Linked DNA regions of Mus musculus: all the other regions are linked to region 3. The links are chromatin loops, found by intact Hi-C in ENCODE. Cell type or tissue: heart. All regions are shown on one strand. Links, peaks and the distances in the headings refer to the core of each region. The heading gives the core; the rest is flanking DNA. Region 1 holds the start of Trpm2 (transient receptor potential cation channel, subfamily M, member 2). Region 2 holds the start of Gm2696 (predicted gene 2696). Region 3 overlaps Ube2g2 (ubiquitin-conjugating enzyme E2G 2).

Region 1 (9,959 bases), core at 1,057-9,056, 340 kb before region 3:
ATTCATATTATGTCTTTTGCTGAGAAAAAAATATGTCTGAGTTTTTTTTTTTTTAAATCCTAAAATTAACTCTATCTGGCCACTATTTGGGAGTATTCTTTATGGTCTGGAGCTCATTAAGCACAGATGAGGCCATTACTCCAGGAATCTTTTTGGGGTATCTGCCCCTGAGCTACCTCAAGCAGCATAATCGGTACAGGGTAAACAGAGACTTTTGACAAACTCTGACTGGCCAGGAGAATAGGTTACAGATTCAAGGTCTCTTTTTTATTATAGGCGTCTAAGCTCTCTGAAAATGTAGTTTAAAGATAGGGGGTTGTACAGGGTATATACCCTGGAGGAATAGAACTCAATGAGATAGACCAACTAAAAGAAACTTTCCCTACTTTATAGCCTAGATGATGAAACATATAATCATAGAAGTTAGATATTAATGTTTCCTATTCATAAAAAGACCGGTTCAGATATTTCTGTTTGTCTGGGGTGTTTTCAAACTGCAAACACTGCCAGTCTAAAAGCAGGCTGTCCTATAGTAAATGTGTTTGCTTTGGAGGAGACAGTCTTTAGATTCTTTACATTGGGGTTACAGGGAATAAAACCTATTCTGTTTTCTAATTGTAACTGAACTTGTAACCTGGACATGGAATAAAACAAACAAAACACATATTCCGTACAACTAGGGTAATCATTAGCCTATCTTTGTTCTGTGCAACCTGTATAAATAAATAAAGGAGGACGGGGCTGCTAGTGAGTCAGAGCCACAGAAGCACAGATTAGTTAGCCAGCTGCTAAATAGCCCTGACCATCGCCTGACTCCCTTCCTCCCTTCCTCCTGTCACTGATTCCTTATCTTTTCTGAGGGCTGTCCTGTCAGCAACGACCCTAAGACTATCAGCCTGGGAAGGTCCCACTACCACAGGGAAGACACCCCACCCTCACTCGCCCTCTGGACCCCCTACACAGCAGGGCTGACTTTCAGGGCTTGTGGCTTTTCCTGCCTTAAGAAGTCGTAGGCAGCTGAGCTAGATCAGTGCTCCCTTGAGTTCCTGCAGCAGTATAGCATCTACCTGAAAACAACTGCTTCTCTCTGGGTTTCACTGGCATCTCTGGTTTAGAAAGACCGGAGGTGGCTGTGTCGTATAGCCCCTGGGGCTTCTTCAGACTGTATCATATTTGGTGGCTGCAGGAGTGCCTGCTGGTTAATGGAAGGACCAGATGGCTACAGCTGAGATTTTAAACGAAGGAATCCCAAAGAATACATGGTATCAGAACGCACTGCCTGGGCTCAGTTGTGTTCCTAGAATTCCCTTCCCCCACAGCTCCAAGCTGGTTTGACCCCAAGAGAAGCAACCAGCAAATGTATATGATCTGGAAGGTAGGAGGAGCAGCAGCCGTGGCCACATAGGAAGGTCACTGTGCTGAGAGATGACCGAATGTCTCCTTCTTAAGCTGCAGCCAACAGTCTATGTAGACTCATGGCTATCCTGCACACGGTCCCAGAAGCACCCTGGCATTCCTAGGTGCAAGCCCGGAGCAGAACCCTTCTGTTTTCCCATCTGTCTGTCTGGTCCTGTATCTACAGTGGTGTGTGGAGGAGGGCACTTGGCTCCCAGTATCCCACAAATGCTCTCGTCCTACTTCAAGAGAACTGCCAAGGGGCTTCCCTAAACTCTGCAATTTCTGCTTTCCACTTCCATTCTCTGTAACAGTTGCATAAAGTTTGGCACCTATCACAAAGGTCTCATTTCAAACGCAGAAGGGTGTCTTTCCCAGCAAAGAACTCTGGCACAGACAGGAAAAGTAACTCCAACTTAGGTAAACCAAAACGAAAACACTGCCTCCCAGGCCTGAGGAACTCGAGTTGTGGCTTCTCACCTGGGGGGCAACCAGGGCTCTCAGGGCATGGCCGCATCCTATGTTCTACTGACCCAAGACCACTGTGGTTGGCCTCCTACTCGAGGTATGAAGTTGGCAGTTTCACATCTGGCAGGAAAAGGGCTTCAAGAAGTTCCTCAAGCCTGCATGTGGGAACTGGCCCTGTTTGAGTCATGTGCTGTCCATGAACTGGGTGTGCACTACCTCAGCTGCAGTCTGTAGTCCTTCAGAGGGGTTATAATGGCGGGGCACTAAAGGACCAGGCAGTTGCGAGCCTGGCATTGCTGTGAACAGGGAGGCCCTTCTCTGCTACTGCTTGGTTTCCTTAGAACAAACACTTCATTTTTTTTTTTCTAAAAAAAAAAAAAGATGTATTTATTTATTTTATGTATGTGAGCACACTGTCACTGTCTTCAGACACACCAGAAGAGGCTGTCAGATCCCATTACAGATGGCTGTGAGCCACCATGTGGTTGCTGGGAATTGAACTCAGGACCTCTGGAAGAGCAGTCAGTGCTGTTAACCACTGAGCCATCTCTCCAGCCTGTGCTGACACTTCTTGATGCTGCTGTTCCCTCTCTGTGGGGCTGAGGTTCATTTTCTAGTGTTGTGTGGCTTTTCCTACAGAGACACAAACAATCATCTATAGGGCAATGACAACAGACCAGAGAAACAATTCTCTCTTCAGTTTGATAAACTGATGAGTTTATTGGGGTTCATTATAGGAACATGGGTGACCACTCACCAAAGTTGTATCCATCAAGCTCCCTGAAGGACTTGTAGGCAGTGGGTGCTCAGAGAGTCTCCTCATCTCAGCAACTGTAACTGTTTATCTAACCTTGGGGAGGGGCCTTGTGAGTCTTTTTTTTTGTTTTTTTTTTTTTTTTTTTTTGTTTTTGTTTTTGTTTTTTGAGACAGGGTTTCTCTGTATAGCCCTGGCTGTCCTGGAGCTCACTTTGTAGACCAGGCTGGCCTCGAACTCAGAAATCCGCCTGCCTCTGCCTCCCGAGTGCTGGGATTAAAGGCGTGCGCCACCACGCCCGGCTGTGAGTCTTGTAACTTTCTGAGCTTCCTGAGCCTTGTGAGTTTCCTTTGCTGTTTTTCAATCTTATGAGCCCTCCATTCTCCCTTAACAAGTAAAAATTTCAATTCAGAGGAAACAGCTACCCCACACTTGACGCCTACCTCTTCTTCTGCCCCCACAGAAGAGGAATGCGGCTGTTGTAAAATGTCATCGCCATCAGATTAACTGTGCTAATTTTCAAGAGGTCATTCAGAGTAGCCTGGCTGACTATTGATGTTCTCTGATAGAATGAGGGGTTAGGGGGAGGTCATTGGACCCTCACCCGAGAGTTTAGCCTGCCTTCCCCCCCAGCCATTTGTATCCAACTTTGTCCTTAGTTGCATGTGGTCTTGGGACATGAGAGAGTAAATAAGCAGAGGAGGCTAATGGAAGGGGGCTGCATCTACGAGGCTGTTGGGGGAAGCTATCATCCATACTGCCTGAAGACTTTCCAGTGTAGCTTCTTTGATGCCCCACCCCCAAAGATTCCCACCAGTAATGTCACATGCATTTTCTATAAGTAAGCCCAGTAAAATCATTGGTTCTCCAAGGTGAACTTTGGTGACATCTCAGTTTGGTTTGTGGTTAAGACCATATATGGAGGTGTGTGTGTACATTTGACATTGCATACATCTCCCCTGGAAAAGAATTCTCTACCCAGGCTTGCAGTAGCAGAGCTGGTAGACCCCAGGGTCAGGGGCAGGAAAGGTGGCTGAGACAGAAGCAGCTACAGCAGAGCACAGAGCCAGCCCTTGGTGAGAGCCGTGATGTCTGTGAGGAAATTGACACCAGGGCAGGTTTTCATTTGGCTGCCTGCTGGCCACTTCTTGATCGCTCACAGCTGAAACTTTGTCTTCTGACCAAGGCAACTTCGACCCCAGGCCATGCTCCCTTTCAGTCACTGGATGAAGATTAGATGGGCACCCAAACAGGTCTTAAGGTTACAAAGCTGTGATGGCCATAGCCTCTGGCTCTCGATCACACCTAGGTCACAGTGTGGATGATTCTGTCCAGCCCTGTCCCTTTCTCCTCTAGCTGAAGCTGCGCCCCCCCCCACGCCCCCTTCCCCCGGCCCCACTTTGATATTCCTCCCAAAGGTGAAAGCAGAGCCAGGTCCTGGGAAGTTGCCAACAGAGGCCAGAAGAGGGCATCAGATCTCCCAGAACTGGAGTTACAAGTGGTTATGAGCTGCCAAGTGAATCCTGGGAACTGAATTAGGGTCCTCTGAAAGAGCAGCGGGTGCTCTTACAGTCTGAGGCAGCTCTCCAGCGCCACACAGCGGCTCTTTTCCGAATCACAGGCTTTTCTTACAACTTCCTACAGTGTCTTCCCACCCACCACCGAGTTCTCTGGAGCAGTTCTTTTGCTACAATGTTTCTGGAACTCTCTAGCCTGGGCCTCAGCTCCAAATCTGGCCCTCTGCCTGTTTTTGTAAATAATTTTTTTCTTTTTCTTTTCTTTTATTTTTTTAGCACACAGCCATGCTGGTCCACTTAACAAACCCCCTAGTCTGCTCTTCTTAATACAAAGTCAGAGTCAGCACCGGGGACAGAGCAGTTAATGCGCTCTGTAGAGCCAGTGCGGATGTTCTGCTCCAAGACTTCTCCTTCCGTAGCTTCCTTCACCCGGTTTCTCATTCATGACCCCCACGCAGTGAGCCATCAGATCACCACGTTTCTGTGGTTTTCTTTTTGCTACCAAAGCAGGGGCTTTTTATCTTGGGCATAATGTCCTTTTAAACAAAATTGAAAAAAAAAAAAAAACCCAACCAAACTCCTTGTGCTGAAATTTCCCTCATCAGAATTGAGGCGACTTTCTGGCGAGATCAGCGTGTGCTGCATCTACGTTTTATGGATGGTGCCCATCATTTTTATGGATGGATAGTTCATAAATGCCATTGTAATGTATCTTGGAAGATGCAATGTGGCCTTCCTGTAACCCGTGGTTCTTCTCTAGAAGAGAAAGAGCCACCCGGGGCCACACAGCACAGACACTTCATGGGTATGCACAGTTCATTGGCCGGTTCACCTTAGATGATGTTCCCTCAGGGGGCCTGGGCTACTTGGAACCAGAGGCCAGTCCGCTTATCAGCTGGCCATGCTGCAATTACTGTCTTATGAAATATTAACAGCCCGTGGTGATTTCAGTTAATGAGATGTCTTAGGGAAGGAGCATGCGCAGACGGCATGGGGGGGGCGGGGTAACCACTTCCTTACATGTTAACGATGGGTCTGGGCATGTTCCCTGGGAGTGGCAGCTCAGTCTCTAATCTACCACTCCTGGAGCCTTAGTTGCCAGACAGCAGGGGACAGGGAAGTCATCTGGGTGCTCAAGCCATCTGGATGCCCGTGCAGCATGCAACTTAATAGAGCAGAGTCACTGCACCGGTGACCACATGCACGTTATCTGGCCTGTGACCTGCCTCGCCATTCACTGTTTTGGAGGAGAAACAGCCCCCTCCACCTCCACCTCCACCTCCACCTCCACCTCCACCTCCACCTCCACCTCCACCTCCACCTCCACCTCCACCTCCACCTCCACCTCCACCTCCACCTATGGCATTATTCCTAACAACATTTCATACAAGTGCTGTCCCTGCAAACAGTGTTTTTTTTTTTTTTTGGTTTTTGGTTTTTGGAGACAGGGTTTCTCTGTATAGCCCTGGCTGTCCTGGAGCTCACTCTGTAGACCAGGCTGGCCTCGAACTCAGAAATCCGCCTGCCTCTGCCTCCCGAGTGCTGGGATTAGAGGTATGCACCACCACGCCCAGCGCAAATAGTGCATCTTTACCATGGCTCCATCCAGACTGGGGTGGCTGGATGGGAAGATGTGAGGCGTGGTGAGCATCAGCAGGCTGGTTGCCTCATTTGGGGAGGGGAAGCCACAGGGCGGCTGTAGAAGGACCTTCAACAGTACATGCTGAATCAGGGTCTGCACGGAGGACCTAGTCCTGGGGAGGAAATGAGGAAGGAAGCTGCTGGCCAGGCATGACTTCCTGGGCAGATCCCCCACAATTTACATCAGAGGTCATACATACACCAATCCTCTTCATGTTCTTGGCACTGAAGCCAATGGCTCAGGGGTTCTGTTGGGCATTGCAGACTGGTGTTGGGAACGGAGAGGAAAGAGTGTGATTCAGGGATGAAGGAAGTGTCAGTCGTCTTCCCAGGAGTCAATACAGCCCTCATCACGCTCAGGAACCAGGCACAACACATTCAGGGTAACTGGGGATAGGGTGGGCATCTTTGAAACCAGCCCTGTTGCAGGCTCAATTTAGGATCCATCCTACTGGTTCTTTCTGTCTCCTCTGTTGTGTGACACACTTGGAGGGACCCTGAGGCTGCCCCAGTCTTTAGGTCCCCTTGGGAATTGTCTTTGGCTTTGGGTGCTCCTGTGAGGAGCACAGCTAATGTGAGGGTAGCTGTAAGGGACTTTTAGCAGGAGGGTACTGAGGCAGGAGTGAGGCGGCTACTTAAGTCCGCTCAGGTCCAACAGGGGCGCCCTGGCTCTTTATACCAGGCTGCCTCCTTCGAGGTTCAGGGCTTGAAGACAAGGCATATACAAATCTTTTCCTACACTTTGTGGAGGATCTGATTCCCGGGGCCGCAAGTGCCTTTCTAGGTGTCCCGAAGAGGCTGACCCGCAAGTGGAGCATCTCAGGAGGCCCAGCACATGCTTGGCTCCACGTTCTTAGTTAGTTGCGGCTGCCAAGCAATCAGGCTGAGTGACGCAGAGTGCGGGGCGGGCCATTCAGGCTGCGCCTAGCGATGAGATGCGGGTGAGAGCGGCTGTCCTGCGCAGCTGCGCGTGTGACGCTGGGGTGCGCGGCCTCTGAGCAGGTACCCGGCGCTGGTCAAGGGGCGCTGACCCAGTATCTGGAGAGGAAATGGGGGTTCAGTTGGGGGATGGGAACGCTGATTGCAGGGGCTCATGCGGGGAGGGGAGCGGGTTGCAGTGTCCTTTGAGTGTGACAGAAGTGTAAAGATTAAGTCTTCGACCTGGGTGCAGGCATGAGCTAGAATGCGACTGCTTTCTGGTGCAGAGAGTTCAGCCTGGGGTGGGGGGGGTGGGGGGGAGGGTGTTCCCTGGAGTAGAGGTGTAAGTTGGGGGTGTTGAGGGAGTGCAGGGTTTGAGCTGCATCTAGGTACAGGCTCTGGAGCTGGTACAGGGGCACAGACTCAATGTCAGCCAGTGTGACCTGTGCCCACGCGCTATAGCTCTCAGCTCCCGCTCTTCTCTGGACCCTCACAGAGGACTGAGGGCATTAGCTTCTGTGCCCTTTCCTGTGGTTAGCTGTTTATAAAATCTGAACTGCTTTCCAGACCAGTATGTCCAGGATGCCTGGGAGCAAGCAGAGAGCTACTGGGAAGCCTGAGAGATGCAGAATTTTTCAGTGAGTGAGGTAAAGAAGGTGCCACATGCCCCAGCCCCCAGCCAGGGCTCATAAGCCCTCCCTCCCAATAAAGTAAGTCCCGTATGTTTGCTGGTACTTTTGTGTGCCGGGGTGGGTGTGGTGGCCAGAAACACGCTGGTCCAGGAGTCTTGAGGGTAACTAGCTACTTGGAAGATGTGCCCAGAGCCCAGTCGGATTTGGCTATCTTCTATCCATTCCTAACCGGGCTCTCTCAGCAGGGGCTGGATTCAGTTGCTTGAGGCTGTAGCGGAGGGTGTACCACTCCTCCTCCTCACATCTGAGCCCTTTCCTGTCTCTACCAGTGTGTGTGTATAGAGCTCAGGTCTGGAGGCTCATCCCACATGGGGGCCTTGCTCTGTTCCAGCCTGCTGTCTTCTACAGGTAGTTCTGATGACCCAGATGAATACATTTACAGATGTCATGTTGTACCCAGGGTGTAGGCTCTGCCAAGTCCTCTCTATCTGTCTGTCCATTCATTCTTTGCCCTTTGGAGTACTCTGAACACACACACACACACACACACACACACACACACACACACACACACACCCATAGGTGTCAGTGACTGGGGAACCCCACTGAGGGCATTGTCAGTCTTCCTGACTCCATCTATGGCCTTTTACTCTTTTTGGACAGAGGATGGGGGGAGAAAGAAGCTGAGCCAAGGTCACAGTGTGGCCTAAGAGCAGTGGTGGCTTCAGGTGGGAGAGCATCTCAGGGTGGTTTGCAGCTGGCTTTCGAGGACATCTGCAGAGACTCAGTGATTGTGCTGAGACAGGAGCTGTCTGAATGTGAATCTGGATTCAAATACCTCGGAGTCCTTAGGACAGGCCAAGCCTTCAGACAGGCATACTGTGTACTCACGCCTAGCATCTGGAGGGCAGGCTATCTCAGGAGCTGCCTTTAATATAGGTCTCTCCACACCAACTGCTGTATTAGCTTCCTTTCTTCTGTTGTCAAGTGGGCTTCTCTGTTTCTCTGTAGATGGGAGGCTACTGAGTGTACAAGACTAAGTCTCTGAAAAGTTGCACAGGGACAAGCAATGTCCTGGACTCTTGCAGCTTTGCAAGGGGCTGGTCTAGTATTTAGTCTCACAGCCCTGGGGTTATGCCTGGGGAAAAAACAGCAGATAGAGGGGCCAGAGCATCTCTCTGAAGCCAAAATCTGTTGCCACAGTTCAGCCCCAAGAGCCCTGGAGAGATCAGGGAGGAGGGCTGATCAGCGAGTGGGCAGAGGAACAGCTTTGGGAACTGGTGTCGGAGAAGTGGTGTTCATCGCAGGGAGGGACTGAGGTGTGCGGTTGGGTTTTGCCCCCTGGCAACCCCTCCTGTTTGCCTGTTGGAGCAGTGGGGTGAGGGGCTACTGTTATCAGAGAACAGTGTTAGGGGGTATGTCTCAGGCCCAGGGAAGCCCTATGGAAATGAATACCTTTGGTTTCCTTGGAATTTTTTTGTTTGTTTGTTTGTAGTTTTCTTTTTTTCTTTCTTCCTCTCTTCCTCTCTCTCTCTCTCTCTCTCTCTCTCTCTCTCTCTCTCTCTCTCTCTCTCCCTCCCTCCCTCCCTCCCTCCCTCCCTCTTTCTTTCTTTCTTTCTTTCTTTCTTTCTTTCTTTCTTTCTTACTGTATAGCCCTGGCTGTCCTGGAACTTACTCTGTAGACCAGGCTGGCCTCGAACTCAGAAATCCACCTGCCTCTGCCTTCCAAGGGCTGGGATTAAAGGTGTGCGCCACCACTGCCCAGCCTGGTCAACTGATTTCTATAATCACGAGATGCAGAACTGCAACCCATGTGATGGCTACAGGAATTGGTCTTCCTTCACTGGTCTGGGTTCTTATTCAGGGAGCTGGTGAGTTGTGGGATTTCAGAGATAGCTGGGATTATGCCCATTAGGAATGGGCTCTTATGGTCCTTATATGCTTGTGAGCTTGTAGACTGTCCAAGGGCTCTGCCAAGGGATAGAACTCTGGAAGCTCAGAGAGATGTCCAGACAAAGGGGAAATAGATGAAAATTCCAGAAGGGAAACGGGTGGATGTGTTTGCTCAGAAATGCATCCTCACCTTCCTCTTTCAGATATATTTCAGGACCTCTCTCTTGGGGTGTTTTTATTTTCAGAATCCCCAGTCTCACAAATGAGAAGAGATTTCCCTGAAGGCATCTAGAGGTCTCTGTCCTCGGGTGAATCTGGAGCCGTGGAGGATGGAGTCCTTGGACCGGAGAAGAACTGGCTCTGAGCAGGAGGAGGGCTTTGGGGTGCAGTCAAGGAGGGCCACTGACCTGGGCATGGTCCCCAATCTCCGACGAAGCAATAGCAGCCTTTGCAAGAGCAGGAGATTTCTGTGCTCTTTCAGCAGTGAGAAGGTAGGTTTCTGGTGGCTAGCCTGCTATATTCTGGGCCACAGAGGCAGCTCAATGGTCATCATTGGTTAGGTGGTCCATTCATGCTGCCCCAGCCAGGGCCAGAAAAGGAGCATCCGGTGACTGCAGCTTCTAGTCTCAGAACAACTCAGACAGGCGGGTCAGCTACAGAAGCAAAGTGACTTAGGTTTAAGATAGGTAAACGTTTTATTATTGTATTGTTAGGGTTAGGTAATCTAAAACCACATTGATG
Region 2 (9,959 bases), core at 888-8,887, 190 kb before region 3:
TAGCATCCCCCATCATGCTCCTGGTTCTCACATGTCATTAATGCACGACTTTACTATCTGTCCCTTAATTTCACTGGCTCTGCCATTCTGGACTTCTTTCTATCCATTGCTTCCATCCTAGACTGCGCTGGCTTATTGTGTGAATCCTTTCCCTCCCTGGTCCGAACATACTGCTCTGTCCTATGGGTGTGGTTTGATTTGGTTTTTCCACTGACAGATGTTGACTCCTGTAGAGAGAATCTCTTGTGTACTGTATGGAAGCATCACATGTTGATAAAAAAAAAAAAGAAAAAAGAAAAAGCTGTTGGCCTCTTAGCTTAGGCAAGAAACAGGGGGTGGGAGTTCTGGCAGGGAGAGAGAATTGGGATAAAGTCAGGCATGGGAAGAGATTCACCCCAAATGCGGATAGAGATAGGCACATGAAACTGTGAAGAGGTAACCAGCCATATGACACTCACAGAGGAGAATAAACTGGTTAACTAAGTTATGAGCTAGTCGGGGAACAAGCCCCAGCTTACGACCTAGGTATTTATGCAGAAATAATTCAGTCTCAGAGTCATTATTTCGGCAACTTGAGTGTGGATAAAAAAGCCCACGGTTACAGATTCCTTCCTGCGGGGACACTCCTGTGAGCCAGCTCCATCTTCTCATGGGTCCCTGTTGGTGACATTCTGATGGGGCTGGCCACAGAGTTTGTGCTTGAGGGCAAGGTCAACAACATGACTAGAACAAGCAGCTGCTCTGTGTAGACAGAGTGCTCCTAGCCTGGGGGAGGTCCTCTCTTCTGGCTGTCTCCAGCCTGTGGCAAGCCTGGGGAAGTACTCTCACTCAGTGTCTATGTGCCCACTGCCCAGCTTCAGAGCACAGAGCACCCATGTCAGGAGCCATCTAGGGGAGGCTAAGGTTAGCAGGTGACTTTGCTGGAGGTGGCCCACCATTGTTGCATGGCTTATGATAGGTGAATTCTGAGAGGCAATGTCCCAAGAGACGTCATCTCAGGATTGTTTCTTGCAGCTGATACGCCTTCTCCTATCCCTGTTACACAGTCTAATGATTCAGGGGCACCAGAGCACCCTACTGGACAGATTTCCTGCAGATTAACATAAAGATGAGCTTTCGTGAATTAATGCTGTTTAGATAAATTAGTGATTTTATAGAATTCCCGATCTGATTCAGATCATTTTAGGAAGAAAGTTTCAAGAGATGGTTTTAGTTGTTTGCTAGAAAGATGTAATAAAGTTAGAATCAAGACTAGAATGTGCCCCCTCCTCATAGAATAGTAAGCAAAGGCTGCATGATAAGGAATACAATGAGCGTTCACAATTACACTAAAGAGAGAAAGAGGCTTGGGAGAAATTTGTGATCAAGGAAAAACATTCACTCTAGGTCAGGCCGAAGGATGAGGCCACAGGTGTGCACTGTGATAAAGCAAGGCCATGGGAAGTTTGCTTTGAACTTATAATGGGCTCACAGAATGAAACACTGTTTTGAACTTGCTACTGACATCCTTCTGTAACTCTCTCTTTGTGCAACATTTTATCTATGAGGTAATTTCCCAAAATAATTTTTGTCTAAAAAGGTAAAAGAAGGCTAGAGAGGAGGAATAAAGTGTGACATCTGGAGTTCAGCCCTGACCACCAAATGTATATATGTATAAGTATGTCTATACATGTGTGTAAGTATATGGGTATATATGTAAGTATGCATGAATACTTGTAGAGTTGATGAGGCAGGTGACTGGGCCCAACCAGAGGATATGTGTATAGGTGAATGCGCCTGTGCCTATTGCCTGTGTAAAAGATGTAAATACTTTTTCTTTCTTTTTTCACTGGTTCACAAAGAGTTAACGAGCTCCAAGCCTCTTGCCTGACCAATGAGAGGCTCCTGGCTGGCTCCTGAGAGAAAGGAACCCTAGCAACAAATCCTTTACTTAACCCTCCACTGTTAAACAGCAGGTGTTAATCACCTGAAGCCAGTAGTTTCTGCCCTCGGAATAGTGAAGAGTTAAGAAAGACAAATCTTTTTTTTTTTAATTAGGTATTTTCCTCATTTACATTTTCAATGCTATCCCAAAGGTCCCCCAGACAAATCTTACGAAATAAGCAACACTTTAGCCCTCACAAAATTTAGTTTGCCCCCGAAAATCACCAGTGCTCCCCCATTGTTGCTTTCCAGAGAGAACTGGTGCTTGGGCAGGCTCCCAACAACCTCACAGTGCATCAAGCCCCTATTCTCCTGCACCCCACCATGCAGATTCAGCTAGAGCCCCTTGGGCTCTTGTATCTCGCTCCTTCCCTGGTAGTCAGCCCGATACTGTGGTCTGGAGCCAAGGCTGTGCACAGATGATGTGGGCTAACTAAGTGTTTCCTTCCTACAGGTTCACGGTCCTCCTAGCAGGTTGTGCAGTGTGTGTGCACTGTGTGTGTGTGTGTGTGTGTGTGTGTGTGTGGTATTCATGTGTGCAGTGTGTATGGGCAGTATATGTGCAGTGTGTATATGCAATGTGTGTATATAGTGTGTACAGTGTGTGCAGTGTATTACAGTGTGTACAGTATGTGTACAGTGTGCATGTGGTGTGTGTGTGCAGTGTGTATGTGCAGTGTGCATATGCGGAGTGTATTGCAGTGTGTACAGAGTGTGTACAGTGTGCGTGTGGTGTGTGTGTGCAGTGTATATGTGCAGTGTGTATATGCGGTGTGTGTGGGCAGTGTATGTGCAGTGTGTGTGTGCAGGGTGTGTACAGGGTGTGTGGGCAGTATGCAGTGTGTGAGGGAACTGTGTGGTGGCACTGCGTATGTGCAGTGTGTATGTGTAGTGTGTGCGCAGTGGCCCTGCATATTTCTAGCTTCCAGGATGAGAGAGTATGCAAGGCTACAGTGAATCCATTGCTTGTGCTTGAGGACAGGATATCTTCCAGTCCCAACCACACTTCCCTCTGTGACTCCACAGAATCCTTCTCTGACCTGCTACTACCTGGCCTGACCCACCACTGCTCAGGCTTGCCCTGTGCAGCCAGCATCGCCCCAGAAGGAAGCCTGACAGCAGATCCAGGGCAGACACAAGATGCACCAGCCCCAGCCTCAGGGCTCTGAGGTCCTAGAGAAACATCACCAGCTCTGTCCACACAGGCCTGCAAAGGATATTCAAATCCTGATTAGAGCCCCTTGGTGGAGCTCATTGGATTACCATGTGGGGCAGTCTCCTGACTGGGTCTCCAGTCCTGGTGCTTGTTGGGAGCTATTAAGACAACTCTTGATCTCTGAATTGGGCCTCTCCCCCTGAGAAGAAAAGGGGGTCAAAAGCGGGCCACCGACACATGGATTCCGAGAACCACGGGATGTTCCAGCCCTGGGTCATCACCGCTCTCCTGACCACACCCTGACACCACCAAGTTCCTGCTTCCCCGTGTAACTGCCTAAGAATGTGCAATTCTATTGCCCCCCTCCCACTGATAAATACTTCTCCTTTTGCTTGTATTGCCCCATCCCTCCCGCTGATAAGTATCTGTACTTCCCGGTTTCCTTGTGCAATTCTACTGCCCCATCCTTCCTGCTGAAAGGCACTTCCCCTTTTGCTTGTGTATTTAAACCTTGGGCCTGGCTAATACATTTTGGGGTCTTGATACAACTTCAGAACGGTTTCCGTGTCGTTACTCGTACAAGACCCTCGTCTCTCTCTACCCCCCATTTGGTTATTAGGAGGAGGTCCCCTCGAGATCCTCGAATAACTGGACCTGCTGGACGGGTCAGGTGCTGAACCCTGTCCAGCAAGTGACTCTCACTGAGAAAATGGGATGAGTCTATTGTCTTATTTGTTAGATAGTTGTATTGAATAAAATAAGAGCCAGGTAAGTGTTTGACTTGATGACTGACCTCCAGGTCAGAGCTGAGTCTGGGTGAGGCTCAGTCAGGGCAAGGCAGTGTGACATCACTTATCTAGTGGTACAGCAATGGGGAGTCCCCAGGCCAGTGCCTCTGCCCCCAGCCTATGTCTGGTAGCCATCACAGTCATAATGGAGGGGGGGAGGTGAGATATGACCTCAGGACATTGCAGGGTAGAAGGGAAGATAGATATGGCCTCATTGAATGAGGTGGCTTTCCATCAATATAAATGATATTTGAGATCACTAGTTCCTTTAGGTTCATGGTTGCGGAGGTGTCAGTCCATGGTGGGCTAGCCTGTGGCTTTGGGCCTGTGGACAGGAGCCTTGTCATGACAAGAACAGAAAGTGGAGAAGACCGTTAATATCATGTTTGGAAGGAAAGAGATGGAACCACTGCCATCCAGCCACATTGTCTGTCTTAGTTAAGGTTTTACTTCTGTGAACAGACACCATGACCAAGGCAACTCTTATAAGGACAACATTTAATTGGGGCTGGCTTACAGTTCCAAGGTTCAACCCGTTATCATCAAGGCAGGAACATGACAGCATCTAGACAGGCATGGTGCAAGAGGAGCTGTGAGTTCTACATCTTCATCTGAAGGCTGCTAGCAAAATACTGACTTCCAGGCAGCTAGAGTAAGGATCTTAAAGCCCACGCCCACAGTGACACACCTACTCCAACAAGGCCACACCTATTAATAGTGCCACTCCTGGGCCAAACATATTCAAACCATGACACTATGTCAAAGACCTTGAATGGTTACACATCTCTAACCAAGCCATCTCTACAGACTCTGCCATCTCCCAGGGTACAGGCAGAGCACAGGCCTCTAGGGACCTCAGCCCATACCAGGCACTGTCCCCTGTGCTGCTGCTGAATGTCCAGGAAACTAGACAGTAGCCTCCGTTGAATAAAGAACTAAAGAGAAAGTTTCACTCAGTGTGAAACTTTTCATACTCTCAGGCCTCAGGCCGCCCCCCAATGGCTACACCATGATGTGACATGTCAGGATGGGGCAGGGTTGCTTGTGTCTACACCGACCTCTTCCTGCTTATGTGGACTTCAACAGTTGTATTAGCACCCCGACTGGGGTGGTATCCTTTCCCCACAGTCAGGGCAGGCCAAAGCGTTTCCCATAGACCGGAATCAGGAGCTGTTTTAATCCTGGTTCCAGGCACTGTGAGCCACACCCTGAGCTTGTGACTAGTACCAGGCACATGAACAGCTGCTGCCAAGACACCTGCCTATCCTAGAACAAGAACTTGAAATAGGAGCATCACTCCCTGCCTTCACCCTCTGCAAGCTGAGTTCACCTGATGGTTGCTGAAGTAGAGTCAGGACCATCCCGGGATGCCAACATGGTCTCATCCAAAACAAGATTCTAGGATGGTAAAGACATCACAGACTTCCCAGTGTGCCTGGCCTGTGTGTCCAGCCAGTGTGTTTGCCCTTCAATTACAGCCCAAATCCTCCCACACATTGAAGGTCTCTGCATTTAGACCCAAGGGCAGGGAGAGGTCTGCTCACAGACACATGGCCAGACCTGATTCCAGGTGCTAGCACACACTCTCACACTGCTAAACATGGGACAGTGGCAGACCACAGGGGAGCTGAGGCAGCACTTGGCAGGCACCTGAAGAAGTGTCACCTGAGCTTCTGTGGGAAGCAGGGAGCACATAAGGGCCTGCTCAGGTTTGATTGGCATTATATAGAGGAGGTGCAGTTACCAAGCGCGATGACAGGGGGCGCTGTTTCCTGAATGAGCACAAATGGTCTCCAAAGGACAGCGGATTGCTGTGCAAAGGAGGAATTATGAGATACCAATGAGGACCATGAGAGTCTACACAGGTTCAGTTTGCATCTTTATTGCTCAGAAGGCTCAAGTGTATTCAAAGGAGGGATGGTCACAACGAGGTGAGATCATTTGACCTGGAGAGGCAGGGGCAGAGGAGGGCACTGCCATGGTCAGCCATGGTGAGTACATTTGGTGGGTACATTCTTCTGTGATCTCTGACTCTCCAGCACGCATCCGGGGATAGAATCAGCAGCTGGACTTCTGTCCACAGCTGGCCTGTCTGCAGCAGGCAGGGCGGCACAGCAGGGACACAGAGGAGGTTGGGCCACAGCAGCTGGGCTGGCAGGAGGAGGCACAACAGGAAGAGGTGGGCACACAGCAGGCAGGTCTGCACACAGGGCGACACAGCAGGGACAGGCTGGAGCAGGGCTTGCAGCACACAGGAGCACAGCAGGAGGGCTGGCAGCAGGAGGAGGAGCCAGAGCAGATGGGTGTGCAGCACACAGGCTTGCAGCAGACAGGCACACAGCAGGGGGATTGACAGCATGAGGATTGGCAGCTAGACTGCTGGCAGCATGGTCCAGAGCAGATGGGTGTGCAGCAGACAGGCTTGCAGCAAAGGGTCACACAGCAGGGCTGCTGGCAGGGGGAGCATGTGCAGCAAGCTGGCTGGCAGCTAGACTGCTGGCAGCATGAGGGTGTGCAGCAGGAAGATTGGCAGCAGGGGCTGGATACACAGCTCACTGGGGTGCAGACGAGGGTCAGGCAGGGGGATGGGGCACAGCAGCTGGGCTGGCAGCAGCTGGGGACACAGCAGCTGGACTGGCAGCAGCTGGGGACACAGCAGCTGGACTGGCAGCAGCTGGGGGCACAGCAGCAGGGCTCACAGCAGCTCTCTGGGCAGTCATCCACCTGCCAGGAGGAGTTGGTTCGAGTGTCAGAACAGACAGACATAGTGGAGGCGGCCATGGCAAGGTTGGCAGGAGAAGGGTGAGTGTATGTTGAGTGAATGTGTGTGAGTGTGTGTGTATGTGAGGTGCTGAGCCCTTGGCTTTTATTCTCCTCCCTGGCTGTCCCCTTCCTTGTTTGCTGACGCAGCAGTCTCATTAACACTATTCCTTGTTTAGCTGACAACTGTCTCTCACCTTGTAAACATGTTGAGTATATGCATTATCTGTTGGTCTTCCTCACCTCTGGGTGGCCCCACCCTGAGCTGGACAAGATGCGTCTTTGCAAACAGGAACCTTAGAGGCTGTGTGTTAAATATCCCACATCTTCACTCCCAAGGACAACACCAGAGATAGCCATGGGTTGTCCCACCACAGGGGACCTCTGAGTCTTGTTTCTAGAATCAGTTCTCAGTGCAGAACGCCTCTGAGGCTCAGCATGCAGTGTATACAAAAGCAAAAGTGATGTTGCCTAGTGACTGTGACAGATTGCCGCAGACCCTGCCCCTGGGCTCATCATGTGCAGCTTTATAGTGTGGTGGGCCATGCCCCGTAGCAAGGGTCAGTACTGCAGCAGCTGCCGCAGGGATGCTGATGTCTTGGGAGCGCTCCCCCTGTTGTAGAAGAAGCTGCACCTCACAAGCTGTGCATAGATAGGGTTGCCTGAGGAAGACGAGGCTCCACAGCCGAAGAAAAATTGAGGCACTCGGTCTTAAATGTCTCAATAGCTATGTGAGCAGGAAAGAGATCTGCTCAAAGGACCCATCAGGGCTTGGCTCAGCTTTGGTACAGCTCCACAGAGCCAGGTTTGCTATAACAGGTCTCCCAATGCACAGACTATGAAGCAAATGTGTGTTATTTTGAGTCACACAACAACAGGGGATACACACATGGACCCGTCTAGAACTCTATTAGCTGTTAAAAAGAGACAATTCTTTACAGGGTTACATAAAAGGAACTTCTTGAATTAAGCTAAAGAACGTGGTGGATCAACAGTTTGTGTTGTTGAACTCTGTACGTGTAGAGACAAGTTTATGCATACACATACATATTATATGCACATAGAGGATAGATAGATAGATAGATAGATAGATAGATAGATAGATAGATAGATAGATAGATAGATAATGGATGGATGGATGGATGGAATAGATGGATAGATGGATGGAAGTGGGAATACATAGGCGAATGGATAGATGGATAGATAGGTAGATGGATAGACATGTGGCTGGATGGAGGGATGGATGAATGGAGAGATGGATGAGCAGATAGATGTGTGGATGAGCAGGTGGTTGGATGGATGACAGGCAAAAAGTCAGTCCTCACCATTTGTGGATTCTGATTTTTACTTTCTAACATTGATCTGCATCCCCAAATCTACTTGTGATCTTTCTGTGGCCATCCATGGATATGCACTGAACAGGGAACCCTGAGTCACATGTCCCCAACTGGGTGGGAGAATGTAATAATAAGGCTCTGCCTTTTGGTTTTGACTCCTCCTGAAAACAAGCCTAATCAGGGTCACCTTGGCACCACGTTTTCAGGGGCTGTGATGTCATCGTGCCAGGGAATGCCCATGACCAATGCTGATGCCCCATGTGCACCTCACAGACAGTCTACAAGCTTAGGCCTAGCTCTGCTGCTGGTGTGGCCTATGGTAATGAGTCTTCCACGTGGATGGCTCAAGGACCATTGGACAGAAGCACATCGGACAAGCTCCTGTGTTGCACATGCAATGACCAGAGAGGCTCATGGGAAATGGATCCCACGTGAATCCCAGCAGCAACTAGTCAGCTAAATCACTGCCAGTGGCTGCCAGGTGACAACCCTAGGATGTGGAGAATGGGCTCTGAATATGTGCATTGCACATGTGTGTGCATACATGTGCATGCGTGTGCATACATGTAGTGAGACACAGTCAGCACTGGCTTCAGATGAAGACTAACCTCCTGATGCATCTTCTGCACTGAGCTCTGTGTACATATGAGACTCAACTTTAAAGCAGTGGCTGTAGATACTCATCCCAGCGCTTGAGAGGCAAGGCTGGGTGACGTGGCTGCAGAACACTGATCAGTGAGACAAGAGAATTCTGTGGGTTCCTGGCCCATGCTATGCTCCTGTGGTTTCTACAGAGCATGCACTTTATGCTTCTTGGGGTTAGAACCCGAGAGACTTGTTTTCAGGATGAGTCAAAATGGCTGGAAACCGATAACCTTCTTGAGCAGGGAGGGGCCAAGCTCACCATCCTGCAGCCCTAACTAAGGACAAGAGTGGACGGCAGGCACGGAGCAGAGTGGATGGAGTCATAGCACAATACAGAGAGGTGTAGGAGCTGAGGAGACACTGTAGGGGTGGTAGTTACAGACCAGTGCCTGAACCCTCAACTCAATGGCTGTAGATGGGTCATTGACTGCCTCTGGCCTCCAGACACTGTCACAAAGTGATAACTGTCTTTATGCAGAGCTGGACTCAGGGAGGGGTACTAGGCTGAGGACAGTGCTCCCCTGGCACTGATTCTTGCAGAGGGAGCAAAGATCCTGGAAGCCAGCCACGGCTGGATGACATCTCTGCAGCCATAGGATGGCTGGGACAAGTCCCACCTATGATATCCCAACCTCACTGCTCACAGAGACTCACCTATAGCCACTGCTCCATCACTGTTTCCAGCAGGAGACAGTCAGGAAACAGACCTGACAAACAACATCCCAGGAAAACAAACACCCTGATGATGGCCACAAGGCTCACCAACAAGGAAGGGAGGGCAAGCCAACAACAGCACAGGGGGATAAAAGCCGATGGCGCAGCCCCTCACACACTCACAGTCACGCACTCACTCACTCTACTCCAGCCCAACACTGCCATGGCTGCCTCCACCATGTCTGTCTGCTCTGACGCTCGCACCAACTCCTCCTGGCAGGTGGATGACTGCCCAGAGAGCTGCTGTGAGCCCTGCTGCTGTGCCCCCAGCTGCTGCCAGTCCAGCTGCTGTGTCCCCAGCTGCTGCCAGTCCAGCTGCTGTGCCCCAGCCCCCAGCCTGACCCTCATCTGCACCCCAGTGAGCTGTGTGTCCAGCCCCTGCTGCCAATCTTCCTGCTGCACACCCTCATGCTGCCAGCAGTCTAGCTGCCAGCCAGCTTGCTGCACATGCTCCCCCTGCCAGCAGCCCTGCTGTGTGACCCTTTGCTGCAAGCCTGTCTGCTGCACACCCATCTGCTCTGGACCATGCTGCCAGCAGTCTAGCTGCCAATCCTCATGCTGTCAATCCCCCTGCTGTGTGCCTGTCTGCTGCAAGCCTGTGTGCTGCACACCCATCTGCTCTGGCTCCTCCTCCTG
Region 3 (9,959 bases), core at 941-8,940:
TACAGCCAATTGAAACTTGCATTCACTAACAAGAAACTGATTATAGAATGCACTTTCCTCAGACTAACCTAACTTCATTTTCTTGTGCATCTAAGGTAGAAAGAAGAAAGTTTAGCAGGCCGAGTCTGATCAGCGAACATCCTAAACCCAGGTTTCTATTTCCAAGCAAAGTGACTCTAAGAAGTTAAATATCACAGCATCTACATTGGGGCTAGGAGCCATAAGCTCACTCAGGACCAAGAGCAATGCAGGACCTGCATGCAAGAGAAAGCAAACAGGAAATAAGAAGCAGAGGAGGGGAGGGGAGAAGAAGAAACAAAAGCCTTGGCTCTTCAGGTGTAATGCTGCTGCTCCTGTAGGTCCGAGGGCTCACCTGCCGCTTTGAGGGCCCTTTTCCTACTAGGAAAGCCACACACACTATCTAAGGCTCATCCACCATGGCAAGGACATATTATGAGACACACACACACACACACACACACACATATAAACATACACATATGTTTCTCTGTCTAGCTTCCTGGTTTCTAAGCTGTTCTTCTGGGTTGGGCCTTCAGCATTTAGACAGACCAGTCAAATTGGGTCATAAAGAAATTCTCTGACTTAACTTTCTCCGTGATAGGTGCTAAGACCATCCTCCATCCTGAAGGGTCTGGGCTCACGACCTTGATAAAATAATGTACAAGGGGAGGCCAAGAAGGTTAAGCAGACAGGCCAGCTGAGCTCCCATGCAGGCTGTCAGTCACACATACTGTGAACAGGCATCAGAGAAAGAAGAGAGTGGTACTAGAGGGTGGGGTTGAAGCCTCTGGACAGCAGCACATGGCAGCTCACAGGAAGATGAACAAGAATCCACCATGTGCTACAAAGTACACAGGCCTTGCCCAGGATCTCTTCACTGCATATCTGTACTATTCGAAAGCCCTTTAGAAGGGCCAGAGAGATGGCTCAGCAGTCAAGAGCACCTGCTGCTCTTTTTTTTTTTTTTTTTTTTAAATTATTTATTTATTTATTTATTTATTATATGTAAGTACATTGTAGCTGTCTTCAGACACTCAGAAGAGGGGGTCAGATCTTGTTACGGATGGTTGTGAGCCACCATGTGGTTGCTGGGATTTGAACTCTGGACCTTCGGAAGAGCAGTCGGGTGCTCTAACCCACTGAGCCATCTCACCAGCCCACCTGCTGCTCTTATAGAAGACCCAGGTTCAATTCCAAGCACCCACATCAGGCAGCTCACAACTGTTTCTAACTCCAATTCCAGAGACCCTGACACCCTCTTTAACCTTCACAGGCACCAGGCACACATATGGTACATGGACACGCATGTAGGCAAAACACACATACTCACACAGATACTTCAAAAAACAAACCAAAAGCACTCCAGAAGAAACTGCAGGTGTGAGTCAAGTGTTTCAGGGAGCTGCTTCAATGATGGAGTCATAGGAACCCCAACTTCCAGCTAATCAGACCTTCTAGACACCCAGACTTAAGCCTGAAGGGAGACTGTCATGGGGACAGAATCCCCTGGGACGTGCCACTCTCCAGGGAGACAGTGTCGTGACTGCACTGGATCAAAGCACACTGGCAGCCACTCTGGTGGGGAGAGACCCCACAGCTGGGGACACAGAGACACCTGCTGTGTTGTCCATGATGTGAAACCAAGGGGCAAGTAAGGCCCCACAGACTACATCACCATCTGGGATGGGTGCTGCTGGTGCACACCTTAAATCCCAGCACTTGGGAGGCAGAAGCAGGTTCAAGGCCAGCCTGGTCTATAGAGTGAGTTCCAGGACAGCCAGGGCTACACAGAGAAACCCTGTCTTGAGAAAAAAAAAAAACTAAATAAAAAAAAATTTTAAATATCATTTTGAAGCTATGTAAAGCTAATATTCACAACTAAATTGGCTATTGGTTCTAAGGAACTGCTATCATCTCCTTTGAATCCATGTTCGCCTGGCTTCTGCCCAGGAACAGCTGAAAGCTACAAGGCCCACTTGAGCCCACTCAAGTTCAGAGTTCAACATTTAGAGATTCTTATGTCTAGTTTCTAGTAAAGCATGGCGGGGGGGTGGGGGGGGAACGGACACACCGTAATTCACAAAAGTAACTCACATGATCAATGCCTCCCATTCAAAAAAATTCTCTTCATTCATGGGGCCTGCAGGGAAGAAAAAAACACATCCTAATTAGAAGACAGCTTTGGCAACTGGAAGGACACCATAATGAAATTACCCAAGCCCCTTACCTGCCACGATTCCTTCTGGAGGATTCAGGGTTAATTCTATAAAGGGAAAGAACATAGCCATTACCAAACAGAATGTGTGCTACATTGTCACTTAGCAAAGCACTTCCTTCCATGAATCATATAAACTACAGATTACAGGGGACACTTCTTCCAAAAGGGTGCCTCTTGGTCCCCAGATAAGTGCCCAGGCCTGAAACCAATATGGCTCTGAGCAGCCCTTTACACCAGTAAGAAGTGGAAATAAAGGCGGCAGACTGCCTCTCAGAGTGCTCCTGCCAGCATCTCTGACAAAGGCTCAGAGATCTAAAGTGGGGTATTCTTTAATTAAATGGCATTTCCTAACATTTTAAGAATTGGCACAAACCTCTCTGAATGTGACAGGGCAGAAGGATGAGAGGCCAAGCTCAGGCTGCAGGGAGACTGACATAATCAGATCCACTCTCTAGGTCAGCGATTGATTGTGCCACCACCCAGCACAAGCTCAGACAATGGCAGATGAGCCCACTACAGCATCACAGCCACTTAAGGTCACCTGCTGAAGACCAGTGTCTAGCTCTGCCACCAGGTGGCATGTCAACTCTTGGCAGCATGACTTTTACCTATGTCAGGTTCTGGTCTGGGGTGTGTCCCTAAGAGTCAAGGTTCAAAAGCAGGGTAGCAGGAGTGGGGGTGGGGAAAAACACAACCTTTGTGAGAGGTGGGGGCATGACAAAGTGTGTGACACTGGGTGTGTGACACCACAATTGGTGGTAACTACTCTCTGGTTTCCTGCTCCAGGTGTGATCACACCCTCATGTGCGACCCTGCACTCAAACCACAATGTGGGCCACCCGCTGCTCTCCCACTGACCCTGCTCTTGTACTTTGAAATCCAAAAATGTGAGATTAAAAAAAAAAAAACAAAACAAAAACAAATAAACAGCAACTGAGTATCACTATATAAAGCCTGGCCTGGCCGAAACTCATTATGCCCCAGGCTGGCCTCAAACTTGCAGCTACCTCTGGCCTCTGCCTCCCAAATGAGAAATGTCTGTGTGCGCACCACTGTGCCCAAATGAACAGTTCTGTTTCATAAAGTCACTCATATCCAACACTGTGTGGTAATGACCAACAAATGAACACAGCCTGTGGACACATTTGGAAAAATGGCAAATGGAAGGAGAAGGAACAGCCACGTTAGGACAAGTCAGAACACAGTAAGGAAACCAGGGCAGAATGCAATCTGCCAAGGACACAAAAGACCTACAGAGCCAAATGATGGTCTCTGAAAAACCAAAACATTAATAAATCTCTGCCAAGTAAGATTAAGGCAAAAGGACCAGATACAGAGATTGGAAACAGATCATTCAAAGAAACTGAAAGCCAATAGGAAATGGTGAGCTGGTCAAAGTTGCTGAGGTCAGCATCCATCCATCCATCCCTGAACTAGTTTCCACACACGAGCACTTAGAGCATGAGTCTTGCACAGTGCAAACTCTCAAGAGAGAACACGCGGCCACAGAGAGACATGCATGCTCTAACAGGAACATACTAGATGAATGAGGTTACCTTTGATTTCACAGAAAAATCAGGGCAGGGAGTACTTGCCACTGCCCACCTTGCTGCCCCTTGCAGTAGATTATACCTAGTAAGCTGTGGAGAGGGCAAAGTGAAAAGACAAAAAGGGGTGGGGGTGGGAAGGAACGTCCAACATCGACAGCACATCCTGTTGTGGATGCATTCAGCACAGGGAACTACAGCAGGCCCTGGAAGGGGCCAGAAGTCCCACAGCATGAACCTCTAAGTCCATGCCGACTCTCAACTGTGTGTGTGCACTCACTCAATCCATTACCAAAGGGCTGGGACAGCTATACTGTGGGGAAACCTGCAAAGGAAAACAACGCCAGACCATCTAAGGGGCTTTTGGCCATTAACCCAAAAAAAAGGAAAGAAGAGTAAGTTGAAAGACACACAACAGAGGGCGTGACTACGGAGAGGTCCAGCAGGGGATGGCCTGAGTCTGATGCCCAGTGCATGCGCACACAATGGAAGAGAGAACACAGTTCCCACATGAGTGCCATGGTGTGAGCACTTCCACACCCCCAGCACACACAATAATTAACATAAATAAGAATATTGGTGGGAGAAAGTGAACCAGGGGCTGGAGAGATGTGGCAATTAAGATTTTTGAAGAGGGCTGGAGAGATGACTCAGCGGTTAAGAGCACCGGCTACTCTTCCAGAGGTCCTGAGTTCAAATCCCAGCAACCATATGGTGGCTCACAGCCATCTGTAATGAGATCTGATGCCCTCTTCTGGGGTATCTGAAGACAGCTACAGTGAGCGAGCAGGGCCTGAGCCAGAAGAAAAAGTGTCTGAAGACAGCTATAGTGTACTTACAAATAATAAAAAAACCTTTAAAAAAAAAGATTTTTGAAAAGAGCCAGACAGACAGAAGGGTAAGAGCCCTGGTACAGATAGATGTGTGTACACTTCAAAGAGGCAAGGAGGCGGACATCAGGTACCATGAAGGCTACGGGCACACACTGGCAACACAGCTAGCTCTACAGTGTCCCTCTGGAGCTCCTCACAGGAACAGACTGGATAAAGAACAGAGCAGTCGGGCCAGGCATGGTGGCGCACGCCTTTAATCCCAGCACTCGGGAGGTAGAGGCAGGCGGATTTCTGAGTTCAAGGACAGCCTGGTCTACAAAGTGAGTTCCAGGACAGCCAGGGCTATACAGAGAAACCCTGTCTCGAAAAAAAACAAAAAACAAAAAACAAAACAACAACAGAGCAGTCTGCAGAGCCTGTACATTCTCAGTCGTCAGAATCTAACACTCAACAAAGGAGGCAGATAGATTCTGACCTGCTGAAATGTAGGGGTGGGGAAGAGGCCTGGTGCTGTGAACAAGGGGCACCGAGGGCAAAATGCAGCCAAGCTGTATGCTCTGTGGGAGTCCCCTTTAGACTGTCCCTGAATACTCTTCCTTCAAGCCTGCATCTAGAGACCAGCAATGGAGACCCAGGCTCAACACAGCCTGTGCCATCCCAGTCACTTTGCTATCCAGCAGTGACCCCTGCTGGTCAGGGAGGAACTGCAATCAACAGCAGGCAGTCTTCAGGACAATGTGCACTGGTTAACAATCATAAAACCACACACTTCCACATTCAGTGATAAACACAAGTTCCAGAAGAGAAACAATTACTAAACATATCCGAAGCTTTCAAAAACCATTCCCTTTAAGTGGTGATTTTTTTAAAAACTATTTTTCTTAAAGGTAGCTTAAATAGCCATCTCACAAACAAACTATAAACTGTTCTCGAATTTGGTGATTCCATTTCTAGAAGCCTTGACTGGTAAAAACAAGAAAGAGGGCTGGTGAGATGGCTCAGTGGGTAAGAGCACCCGACTGCTCTTCCGAAGGTCCAGAGTTCAAATCCCAGCAACCACATGGTGGCTCACAACCATCCCCAACAAGATCTGACTCCCTCTTCTGGAGTGTCTGAGGACAGCTACAGTGTACTTACATATATTAATAAAATAAATCTTTAAAAAAAAAAAAACAAACAAACAAAAAAAAAAAAAACAAGAAAGATGGCTGCAGAGGTTACTCCTACACACTGCACAGGAAGCTCCTGGACACGCCGAGGAGACAACCAGATGGAGAAGAAACTACATGTCAAGTAAGGTCAGGTCCTGATCCATCCTCCCACGTCCTCACTGAGGCCTCGGATAAGCAGGGTCTAGAGGGTGAGTTCCAGGTCAGCCAGGACTACATGGAGAAACCCTGAGCTGAAAAACAAACACAAGGGGCAGAGTGGTGGAGCACCGTGCCAGTGAGACTAGACAGAGCTATACCGAACAACTGGGTAGTTCCTTTTACACTAACAACTGGGTACTTCCTTTTACACTAACCAGGCGTCGGTGCAGAAGAAACCAAAGTGAGATGCCACAGAGACGAGCACACAATGTTCACAGCAGGTCTTGTTGTCACAGCCAAAAGTTGGCAGCACCTCAATGGTCATCAAGAAGCCAATGTTTAAACAGTGCAGCCTGACCATGCAATGGGCTATGACTCTATATTACAAAGGACACTGCTGGGCTGGGGAGACGACTCAGCAGTTAAGCGCACTGGCTGCTCTTCCAGAGGACCCAGGTTCAGTTCCCAGCAACCACACAGCAGCTCACACCTTCAGTTGCAGGAGATCCAACTCCCTCCTCTGAATTCTGCAGACACTAGGCATGCGCCTGGTACACAGACATATGCACAGGAAAAAGACCAAATGCACAGAATAAAATTAAAACCTTTAAAAAGAAAAGAAACAAGCCAGTGCTCCCTTGTCTGTGAATATTTACGTCAACAGAGGTCTGAAAATATCAAAATATCAGTGGAAATTCCCAGAAGTAAACAACCAATATATTTTCAATGGCGACTCAGAGAACTATAGTGGAATCTCACTCCACCCTGCTGAGCCCTGCCAGGACTTTTACACAACAGCTGTAACTGCCCGTTCTATTTCATCACTTGCTGCTGGAAGGGTAAGGGTACACTGCAGCACAGACAAGCTCAGCACAACTGTGCTGAGTGCAGAGGCCCGAAGAAGGGCGCACCAAGACTCCAGTGAGTGAAAGCAAATCGGTGCTACCTAGGAGGGGCAGGGGGGAGAAGGGACAGAGCAGTCCCAGGGCAGGGCGGGGCACTCCAAGGATGCTATTATTCACAGCATGGATGTGACACACTCAAACATACAGGATCCTACAGTCCAGCGAGAAAAAGTCAGCGCTGTGTAAAGCCTGCCAGAGGCAGACGTTTGGCAGAAAAGGCAGAGATGGCCTTTTGTGTATGTGAAAGGATCCCGCTGCCTCACTTGCAATCACTAACATACAGTTCAAGCCACCAGGATGCCATCTAACACCTACCAGACAAGGTGAAGACCCCAAGGATAACGTATGAGTGAAAAGCCTGAGCAGTAGCACACACTTAACTCAGCTGTGGTGGCCATGACACACACACCAGAAGAGCCACAGTGACCAACAGGTCAGCATATCTTGTAACGCCGGCTGCTCACACAGATGCGGCACGGCTCTAAATTATGCTTCCAATGCAAACCTGCACATGTCCACCAGGAGATTTTCAAATCTGCTCACAGTACTTCTAAGAGTCAAACTGCAAGTAACTTCAGTGTCTGCCAGGAGCAGAACAGAGGGATGCTGGCTTGTTCATAAAGAGAAATCCACTGAGCAAGGAGAGGAGGCTGCCGTCACAAGCTTCAAGAGAAAGGAAACTGACACAAGGCTGGTAAGAGCTCCCAGGGCAAAGCAAAGAACACACACACACACACACACACACACACACACACACACACACATATATATATATATATATATATATACACTGTACAACTTCTATTAAGACAGACAAACGAAAACCACACAGTGTCCAGAGACAGAACGGCAATAGAAAGAGAAAGAATGACAACTCGGTATGTCGCTAACTCTTGGTGGTGCTGGGAAGATGAAGACTCTAGGTCACTGTCCTGCTCTGCTCTGCAAGCAGGGTATCATGGACACCGAGTTATTCAGCTGGCCATCACTGTAACAAAGTGCCTGAGGAAAGTCACCTGAGATGAGAGAATGCCTGCTTATGAAAAGGCAGTGCATCATAGCAGGGAGCAGCAGCATGGCCAGGCAACAAGCAGGGGAGGCACTGAGAGCAGATCCTTAAGGGGAATGCAGGGACCCAGCCTTTCTACTTCTCCCGTGTCTGGCCTTAGGTGAACAGCTCTGCTCTGGTTCACGCCCCTACTCTGACGTGCTGCCTTGGTGGGCAGAGACACCTCCTGCCTCGTCTGACAGGCCAAGCTCGAAATTCCCAGGCTCCACACAGAAGGGAGATGTGACCCTTGTCAGTTGTCCTAACTTCTGCACATGCACAGTGGCACTCGCCTGCCCACCCACAAATACACAAAAACAGCTGTCATTGTAAAACAATCTCAAGTCTACCCCAATGTGGGAACTGTGACACTGTCTGGAAACAGTCTCAGCAGATGTACCAGAATTAAATACAGAACATTCTGACTAGGCTGGGCCCTAAGCCAGTGACTGTTGACATTTCAAGTGGAAAAATCTGAATACCGACACACCCAGGCTCAGATGGCCACAGGAAGGTACAGGAGAGGAAGGACTTACACTAGCACAGCTAAGTAACCCGCAGTAGCCAGCACTCTAGAGCTGAGAGGGAGGAAGGACCTTCCCCAAAAGCCCACCCTGCCTAGGGTGACAGCCCAGGCCACAAGTGGGCTTCTAATTCTATCTCCAAACCATGAGATGCTGTCTGTTATGGTATCTGAGTGGTGACAATGTTACAACAGCCCTGGACCACTGTTCCCTTGTCTGTCACAGTAAGAAGAAAAGCTGTGGAAACATATGACAAGGACACAAGAACACACACTGTTCTTACAGAGGAACCAGGTTCGAGTATTGGCACCCGTATGAAAAAGAGGCAGGCTTTATTTACCATGGGTGCCTGTAGCCCCAGAGTTGGAGGCAAGGGAGGAAACAGGAAGATGTCTGGGGCTAACTGGCTGGCCATTCTAGCTGAATTGATGAGCTCCAGGTTCAATGACAGGCCTGGTCTCAAGAGAAGAGGGTGGAGAGTGAGCGACAGAGTGGGACATTCAATATCCGCCTCTGCGTGCACAGGACACTGCACTTGGGAGCAGTCTAAGGTCTTCGCTTGGCTCTTTTTGTGATATGACCACAGTCTAATCGTTTTATATCTGTTATTCAACTGCTATAAAAGAAAAACAAGGAGCCTGAAAAACAATAGGGATGAAGAGATGACTCATAGATTTTGTTGCTCTTGCAGAAGATCCAGGTTCTAGTTCAGCACCCACACAAAGACTCACAACCAGCTGTAACTCCAGTCCCTGGGGATCTGATGTCATCTTCTGACATCCACTGGCACAGGCACACATATGACACACTTACCTATGTGTAATCAAAATACTCATAAAAATACACATAAAAAACACATTAAAAAAAAGTTAGACAATGAACCACACTCAAGGTCATATCGCCTCTAAATCTACAGTACAATCAGGTATGCAAGAACACCTTCGCTCTAGCCCAACCTCGGATGTTCTAATTCAACCTGGATGTTCCTGTTGAATCTACCTAATACTAGAGTACATGGTCTTAAACAGAGGACAAACCTTTTATACCATAAAGGAAGAAAAACACTCAGTGGGACTTTTATTGAATTCACAAGGACACGGAAAAAACCTCCCTCCCTCCCTCGCTCCTCGTGCTTTGTACTGCTGGATGCATTTCCATCACTGCTGCCACAGGCTTAAACAATATCCATTGATGACCTCATGGTTTCCATGTGGGCTTGGGCCCAGCCGAGACAGCTGGTTGTTTCAGGGCTGCAACCCAAGTCCATTCAAGTCGCTGGCACAACTCAGTTCCGTATGGCTGTAACACTGGTCCCAGACTAGCTGTCAGCCTGGGGCCACCCTTAGCTCCCTGCCCTTTTTTTTCCTCTTCCAAGAAGCCACAGCAGGTGGAGTCCTTCTCCTCTGTGAACCCCCTGAGCCCCTCGCCAGCCTTCCTATTTTAGAGTTCCCTCTTTAACCAAATTCCTTCTCTCTCTCACACGGAGATGATTCACAACCTTAACTTCAAATTAAGTGACAATACGTTTTGTCTGACGTACGAGTAGAGGCTTT

Evidence for each region. Hi-C counts contacts between places; a loop is a spot of excess contacts. Peaks named below come from ENCODE experiments on the same cell type or tissue, not always from the same donor. Only the 100,000 strongest peaks of a DNase experiment are listed, where the experiment ranks them.
Region 1: a loop joins it to region 3, with 2.4 times the contacts of the local background. A loop is called at or near these places in 8 of 42 quality-filtered maps.
Region 2: it touches region 3 in a loop (3-fold over the local background); 5 of 42 quality-filtered maps call a loop at or near these places.

Annotation. Positions count from the first base shown.
Region 1 is chr10:77,966,601-77,976,559 of GRCm38, reverse strand. Trpm2 (transient receptor potential cation channel, subfamily M, member 2) reads left to right here and starts at 6,688. Exons shown (of 34, transcript NM_138301.2): 1 at 6,688-6,777; 2 at 7,261-7,403; 3 at 9,464-9,709. The coding sequence starts at 9,548. In heart, for the core only: a CTCF peak has its summit at 4,211; DNase peaks (open chromatin) are centred at 5,219, 5,879 and 6,679; H3K4me3 peaks cover 905 bases; H3K27me3 peaks cover 3,617 bases.
Region 2 is chr10:77,811,371-77,821,329 of GRCm38, reverse strand. All of the region lies in intron 1 of Tspear (thrombospondin type laminin G domain and EAR repeats), which reads right to left. Gm2696 (predicted gene 2696) reads right to left here and starts at 6,708. Exons shown (of 1, transcript NM_001205009.2): 1 at 5,926-6,708. The coding sequence starts at 6,648. The coding sequence ends at 5,926. It overlaps Gm9507 (predicted gene 9507), which reads left to right and starts at 9,441. Exons shown (of 1, transcript NM_001370816.1): 1 at 9,441-9,959. The coding sequence starts at 9,487. In heart, for the core only: a CTCF peak has its summit at 5,623; no DNase peak of the experiment used is centred there; H3K27me3 peaks cover 600 bases.
Region 3 is chr10:77,623,051-77,633,009 of GRCm38, reverse strand. It overlaps Ube2g2 (ubiquitin-conjugating enzyme E2G 2), which reads right to left. Exons shown (of 6, transcript NM_019803.3): 2 at 2,249-2,284; 3 at 2,116-2,161. Among named protein-coding and RNA genes, the nearest start is that of Ube2g2, 5.7 kb to the right of the region's middle. In heart, for the core only: CTCF peaks have their summits at 2,814 and 5,318 (motif pointing left); DNase peaks (open chromatin) are centred at 5,299, 6,879, 8,319, 8,809 and 1 weaker place.